Regions from separate parts of the Homo sapiens genome. Here region 2 is linked to region 1. A link is a contact called in ENCODE Hi-C data. All regions are on one chromosome and are shown on one strand. Each heading gives the region's core, a stretch centred on a gene start or an enhancer-like site at or near the end of the contact. The rest is flanking DNA. Distances are from core to core; before and after follow the strand shown.

Region 1 (3,507 bases), core at 607-3,106:
TGAAATGTACATTTTGTACATTGTATTTCCACTTTCCTGTGTCCCCAAACAGTTACCCATTTCCCATGTTAAAGTTCTAACTGCGTATCCTGGCATTCAAAGTATCTTTACATTACTTATTACCTACCTCTCCCTGTTAGTTTTCACTACCTTCTTACATAGAATGTCTACGTTGGCCAAACCTGACTAACCAGCATTCCCCAAATCCAAGCCCATTCTTTTTGTTACTTTACTGTGTCCTTTCCCCAGCCTAGAATGCTGCTGCTTCGCTTGTTGAAAGCCTAGCTTTCTCTAAGGTCTAGCTCAATATGGAAAATTTCTACATTTTCTAGCAAGTCTGTTTGTGCAGCTATTTCCGTCTTCTGTGATGGCTGACTCCTCTGATTCTTACACTGTTTGTTGTCTAATGCTCATGTCATGCCTACCATGTGCCTGCTGCTTGTGTGTGTGTGGTCAGCATTTTCATCTGGACCATTATTTGACTCATCAGCAGAAGACCTAGCTAGGATCTAGGTGCAACGGTGCCTCTTACTTGCTGTGGGATATGGGGCAAGTCATTCAGCAAACCCTGAAGTATCTACCTTATGTCAGACCCTGAGCTTACAAATGCAGACACTGTCCCTGTACTTGAGGCTGTCATAGTATGAGGGCTTCATATCTGAACTTCAGTTACCTCATCTATAAAGTGAGGCTAGTGATCGTCTTCTGCTTACTTCACAGGCTAACTGTGAGTTTCAAATAGGACACCAGATGAACAATTGCTTTCTAAACCATAGTGTCTATAATATGCTGTTCCGTTACGTGCAGCATAGTGGTTGAAAGTTCTAGTGCTGAACTCTGACTGCCTGGATTTCAACTCTACTGCTTACTAGTTGTGTAAACTTGGGAAAGCTTTTCTCTACCTGGGTTTCCTTAGCTAAGAACTGGAATGATTATAGTACCTGTCTTGTAGGGTGGTTGTGTGTATACACAACACACATAGAACAGTGATGCCCCACAGCTACTGCTCTGTGTGTTGATTTATATACTTCTTATTCCAGTTAGATTTTGAGGCAGCTTATAGAAATATGTACATTATGCCTAGATTTAAAAATAAATAATGGGAAAGAGAAAATAAATATTATTCCAAGGTAAAGTTACTATATAGATTTTTTCACTGATTCAACCAATATTTATTTATTATTTTTTAAATTTTGAGACAGGGTCTCACTCTGTCACCCAGGCTGGGGTGCAGTGGTGCAATCATGGCTCCCTCTAGTCTTGAACTCCTGGGCTCAAGTGATCCTCCTGCCTCAGCCTCCTGAGTAGCTTAGATAACAGGGTGTACCACCACACCCAGATACTTTTTTTTTAATTTTAAAAATTTTTGTAGAGATGAGGTCTCACTGTGTTGCCCAGGCTGGTCTTGAATTTCTGGCCTTAAGTGATCCTCCCCCCATAGCCTCCCAAAGTGCTGGGATTATAGGCATGAGCTACTACTACTCCTGGCATAACCAATATTTATTAAACACCAACATTATGCCAGACACTGTTCAGATGAACAGATACAAAGAACTTATCTCTTTGAGCTTGTATTCTGGTTGAGAGAAACAGACAAGAAACAAATAATAAACAGGAAATGTACCTGGAAGTAAAAACTGCTATGTAATGACTCAAAACCTACTCAAAACTCAGCATGTTGTATTGTGACTTGGTGACCACTTTAGATTGATGGGTCAAAGACTGTCTGAGGAGATGACATCTAAACCCAGGTTTGAATGTTAAAGAGGCTGGTCTTTTGAAGATGGAAGCTTGGTGAGGGGGAGAGCATTTTAGGCTAAAGTTGTGGCCAAGACAGAGCCCCTAACATGGTAGGAAAGAACTGGGCATGTTTGGGGAACTGAAACAGGACTAGTGTGGTCTGGTTGTACTGCATGAAGAGAGGGGCAGGTAGTGTGAGATAAGATCAGGTTGAAGAGAGAGGCAGAGTGTTTGGGGCCAGAGTAACACATTTACATTTTATTCTAATGCCCGTGGAAAAATTAAAACAGAGGAGTATTAGGTGTCATGTTTTATAAGTATCAGTTAGGTCAAGGTAGTTGATATGATACCTTCTACATCTCTTTTGATTTTATATCTAGTTGTTCTATCAATTGCTGAGAAAAGGGTGTTAAAATTTTCAACTATGATTGTAGAATGTCTGTTTCTTCTTTTATTTTGTCCATTTTCTCCATAATTTTTGAAGCTCTGCTATTGAGTACAGAAACATTTTTGATTGTTGTGTCTTTCCATATGAAATGTGTCTATCTCTGGTAATATTCTTTGTCTTGAAATTGACTTCACTGGATATTAATACAGATGTAGACACTTCAGTCTTATGCTTACTATTTTCATGAGGTATCTTTTCCCATCGTTCTACTATCAATTTGTTTTTATATATAAAGTGTGTTTCTTTTAGACAGATATAAAAGTGTCTTGATTATTTTTTTCCCTCATTCTGACAGCCTCTGCTTTTTAGTGAAGTAATTTTAGATATTGTATTTATCCTTTGTGGAGTTTGCTGAGTTTCTTGAATCTGTAAATTTATATATATATTTTTTACCAAATCTGGGAAAATTAGGGGCCATTACTTCTTAAAGGATTATTTTTCTACCTCAATCTTTCTTTCCTCTCCTTTTAAGACTGATTATATATATATTTGATATTTGGATATTATCTGTCCTATATATCCTGGATGCCCTGTCTGAGTTTTCCCCCAATATTTTTTCTTTCTTTTCTTTAGATTGGATACTTCCTGTGGATTTGTCTTCAAATTTATTGGCATTTTCTTTTGGCATCTCTAATCTGCCATTCCATTGAATGTTTTTTTCAGATACTCTATTTTTTACTTCTGACATTTTTATCTGGTTCTTTTCATAGTTATTTTCTGCTGCTATTTCCTATCTTTTTATTCGTTACATGAATATTTTCTGTTAACATCCTTTCTGTTATGTCCAGTTATAATAGCTGCTTTAAAATCCTTGTCTGATAATTCTAACATTTGGGCTATCTTGGATTGGTTTTCATTGATGGTTTGTCCTCTTGCATATGGGTCACATTTTCTGTTTCTTCATCTGTAGAATAATTTTAGCTTGTATCTTGAACATGTGATTGATACATTGTGGATACTCTAAACTCTGTTATGCTCCTCCAAGGTGTATGGATTTTTTCATCTGTTCGTTGAAGAATACAGTTAACTTGGCTTACTCAAACTCTGAGCCCTGTCCTCTCTGCAGTGGTGGAAGATGAATCTTGTTCAGTTCTTTAAGGCTCAGCTAGGCTGCTTAGGGTCTGTCATGCTCATGTGTCATTATGGGGCCCACCAGGGATTTTGACTGGATTTATACATAGAATTTTGGAGCTTTCCTTCTGTGGCTCTTTATTTTCTTACAGTTTCTGTTGGATGCCCTTTTCCATTCTCTGTGTTCCTTTGGTCACTCTTCAGTGCTTATTGTCTATGTGTCCAGAATTTTAGTTGTTATCTCAGGA
Region 2 (3,507 bases), core at 487-2,986, 950 kb after region 1:
CAGGTGTTTGCATCCTTGCTGGGTAAATACTGGCCTGGTATTCGGGAGATACTCAGTAACTAGTATGAGGCAATGGGAAGGGAATGATGGTAATATCTACCCTCAGATACCTATGGTAATATAATGTGATAGCGCTTATGAAGATGCTAGGTTCCTTACATGGACTAATTAGAAGTTTGAAATTAGATGGAAGATTTTCCTGGCTTTCCCAGTGAAGATTGATTAAGGACAAGAAGTGAGCTTGTGTTACAGGGACCAGGGATTGTGGCAGTGCAGGTGGGGTAGATAAGACAATCCCCATTCCGTAGATGAGAAAGCTGAGACTAAGGAACTCCTTGACCTTTGCTCCCCGTGTGTTCAAGAGTTCTTAGGAAAAAAGAGACGGATGAGGGGACACTGACACTAGCATCTTCTCCCAGGGGGCTGCTGGGACCCTGCTCTCCCCAGAAGGAGACAAGGATGATGGGCTATCACCATGGGCTGAGACAGAATGCATCACAGGAGCCTCAGGTCTTTGTCTGAGAGATGAGTTAACCACACTGGAGTAAATTAAAGATATGTTTGTCTTCCCAGAATAGAGTTGCATTTGCCTCAGCCCTGTCTGGTCTGGAGTAGAAGAGAAATAAATGGGAGAATAGATGGATGGATGGACAGATGAATGGGTGGATGGATGGGTGGATGAAAGGATGGTTGAATAGATGGATAGGTGGATGGGTAGATGGACAGATGAATGGATGCATGGATAAAGGGATGGATGAAGGGATGGTTGAATTGATGGATAGCTAGATGGGTAGATGGATGGGTGGGTAGATGGATAGATTTATAGATGGATGGGTGGGTGATGGAGAACACATGGTGGGTACGTGTGTATAAATGGAGAATGGATGTATGTATGGATAGATCAATAGACGAATGGGTAGATGCATGGGTAAGTAGATGGATGATGAATAAATGGGTGGATAGACGCATGGGTGAATAAGAAGGGAGCCTTGGAAGGTGGTTTCATGTAGGAGTTAAGAGGACAGACCCTGGAAACAGACAGACCTGAATTCTAATCCAAGCTTTGCCATTTGCTGCATGCATTTGGGCAGCACTTACACCTGCTAAGCTTTAGTAACAGAGAAGAAATGATACATCTACTTTGTTGCATCTACCTTGTTGGGAGATTATGAGGGCCTAAAAGAGGGAATGCATGGAACAGATACAGCACAGAGTAAGCCTCCAAATTAATACTGTTCCTGATTAAAGGGAGAAGGAAACTGGAGGTCTAGGCTTCTGGAAAAACAGACACTGATGTGGTCTTGCCACCATGCCCAAGTCCCCCTAAAATCTCCCCTATCTTCTTCAGCAGGACCAGTGAGGATCTAAATTTTAAATGTTTATATCTATGCCTTTTCTTATCTCCCATGGCTCATTTCAACCCGCAAGCAGGGAGAGAGGGTAGGGCAGGAATTTTAATTTATAAGATATGGAAACTGAGGCTAAGAGGGGTTAAGTCCCCAGCCTAAGGTCACATGATGGTGTTGGGTGTCAGGCTGCAGTCTCCTGGGTTTCAGGCAGGCAGGCCTCCTCACTTTCCCCATGCCTACCTCACCCTCTTCATTCTTTTTTTCCCATGGCCCTGCCAGCGCCCACACAGACCCAGGCCCCCGGACCACAGGCCCGTTTCCATGCCCATCAGGCACGGCTCCAAGGCACACGTCAGACACCAGCTGCATCTTTGTTTGAGGAGAAATACTCTGGGTTTGAGTCACTGGTACCAAAAAAAGCCTGAAAACCCATGCTGGCCACATCCGGTAGCTTCTGCTTCCAGCTGGGTTTTGGGGCTGAGGGTGGAGCTGAGGCTGCGTTGACCACACTGAGGGTGCAGGAGGTAGAAATGGTCCCGGGTAGCCTCCAGGATAAGTTGGCTAAATTCACCGGGCAGGGAGGTGGGTACGTGACCATCAGAGTCACCTGCCATGTTTGGGTGCCCACAAGGTAACAGGCCCATGCTGTATGATCTCCCTCAGACCTCAGCATAATCCTGTGAGGAGTGGTGAGGGCCATCCTTCTCCCCATTTCAAAGATGGGGAAACTGAGGCTTGCACACTGAACAAGGCAAACAGGGGAAGTCAGGACTCAAACCCAGGCTTGTCTGACCTCAAAGCTCATCTCGGAATGGGCTCAGAATACAGGATGACTGGAACCCTTGCAGGCTTTCAAAGTGGGGGAGACAAGAGCAAACGAGCTGCGTGGATCTTGTCCTGGGGCTGCCCCTCCACCCTGACCTCAGCACACACAGGCTGGACATAGGGCAACCACTCTGCCCAAGGATGACTATCCCTGTTTTATATGGGAGTCACTAAGGCCCAGAGACACCCACAGAGACAGGAACAGGCAGTGAAGCATGGTGATTAAGAGCTTTAGGAATGAACTCAATCAACCTGAGTTGAATCCTGGCTGTGCCACTTACCAATAGGTGACCTTGGGTAAGAGACTCACCCCCTCTGAGCCTCAGTCTTTCCATCTGTCAAGTGGGCATAAGAATAGCCTCTGCCTCCTACAGCACTGTGAATCATCTAGGTGTGGTCCCGAGTCAGTGCCTGGCACCTGGTGGGTGTGCCACAGATGCTTATCATTACTCCCAGGCAGCTGGACGCCCAGGAGAGGGGACAGCGAGTGGACACTTCACTCTTTGACCTCTCTCAGCCCTCGGTAATGGGCTAGAGTTTGTTTTTTTTTTTTTTGTTTTTTTTTTTTTTTTGAGACGGAGTCTCGCTCTGTCGCCCAGGCCGGACTGCAGACTGCAGTGGCGCAATCTCGGCTCACTGCAAGCTCCGCTTCCCGGGTTCACGCCATTCTCCTGCCTCAGCCTCCCGAGTAGCTGGGACTACAGGCGCCCGCCACCACGCCCGGCTAATTTTTTGTATTTTTAGTAGAGACGGGGTTTCACCTTGTTAGCCAGGATGGTCTCGATCTCCTGACCTCGTGATCCACCCGCCTCGGCCTCCCAAAGTGCTGGGATTACAGGCGTGAGCCACCGCGCCCGGCCGGGCTAGAGTTTTTGCTATAGTAGAAGCAGCATTTCTCCAGAGCCCAGAACCATGGCTTACTGCCAGTGTGATCTTATGCTAATTGGATCACCTCTCCGAGCCTCAGTTTCCTCATCCGTAAAATGAGATTGAGAACAATTCCTCCCTCTTCAGTTTGATATGAGGATTGGACATAATGTATGTGCCAGGAGTACGAACGGCCGCAGGCACAGAGCAGATGCTGGAGAAATGGCAGCTACTGTTGTGTGGTCATTTTACTGTGGCAGAGAGTGTGCCCCTCCGCCGCCCAGTACTCACGGTCCCGCGGAGACAATGATGCTGCGCACACGGTCGAAGCCACGGTCTGCCAGATTTGAGCACTCCCCCGAGAATTCTGCTCGACGGCCCTGGAAGTTTTCCAGTTCGAAGACCACCAGCTGCAGGAGAGAAGCCCCCATGCCAAGGGCAGAGTGAGGGGGGAGTCAAAAATTCA

What was found. A loop is a pair of places that touch in the nucleus more often than their neighbours do. Pooled maps may share reads with other maps.
Region 2: a pooled map shows a loop between it and region 1 (3-fold over the local background). The contact joins two enhancer-like sites. A Hi-C loop is called at or near these places in 2 of 50 pooled maps.

What each region holds. Positions count from the first base shown.
Region 1 is chr22:25,655,140-25,658,646 of GRCh38, forward strand. The region is part of intron 3 of GRK3 (G protein-coupled receptor kinase 3); the gene reads left to right. Among named protein-coding and RNA genes, the nearest start is that of MYO18B, 85 kb to the right of the region's middle. Within about 2 kb of position 1,857, at least 3 of the 41 ENCODE cell types and tissues checked have a DNase peak (open chromatin) inside an H3K27ac peak, as active enhancers do.
Region 2 is chr22:26,608,740-26,612,246 of GRCh38, forward strand. CRYBB1 (crystallin beta B1) reads right to left here. Exons shown (of 6, transcript NM_001887.4): 3 at 3,333-3,451. It also overlaps a transcript of CRYBA4 not described here. Among named protein-coding and RNA genes, the nearest start is that of CRYBB1, 7.5 kb to the right of the region's middle. RefSeq lists an enhancer at 1,541-1,920 and a silencer at 2,531-2,600. Within about 2 kb of position 1,737, at least 5 of the 41 ENCODE cell types and tissues checked have a DNase peak (open chromatin) inside an H3K27ac peak, as active enhancers do.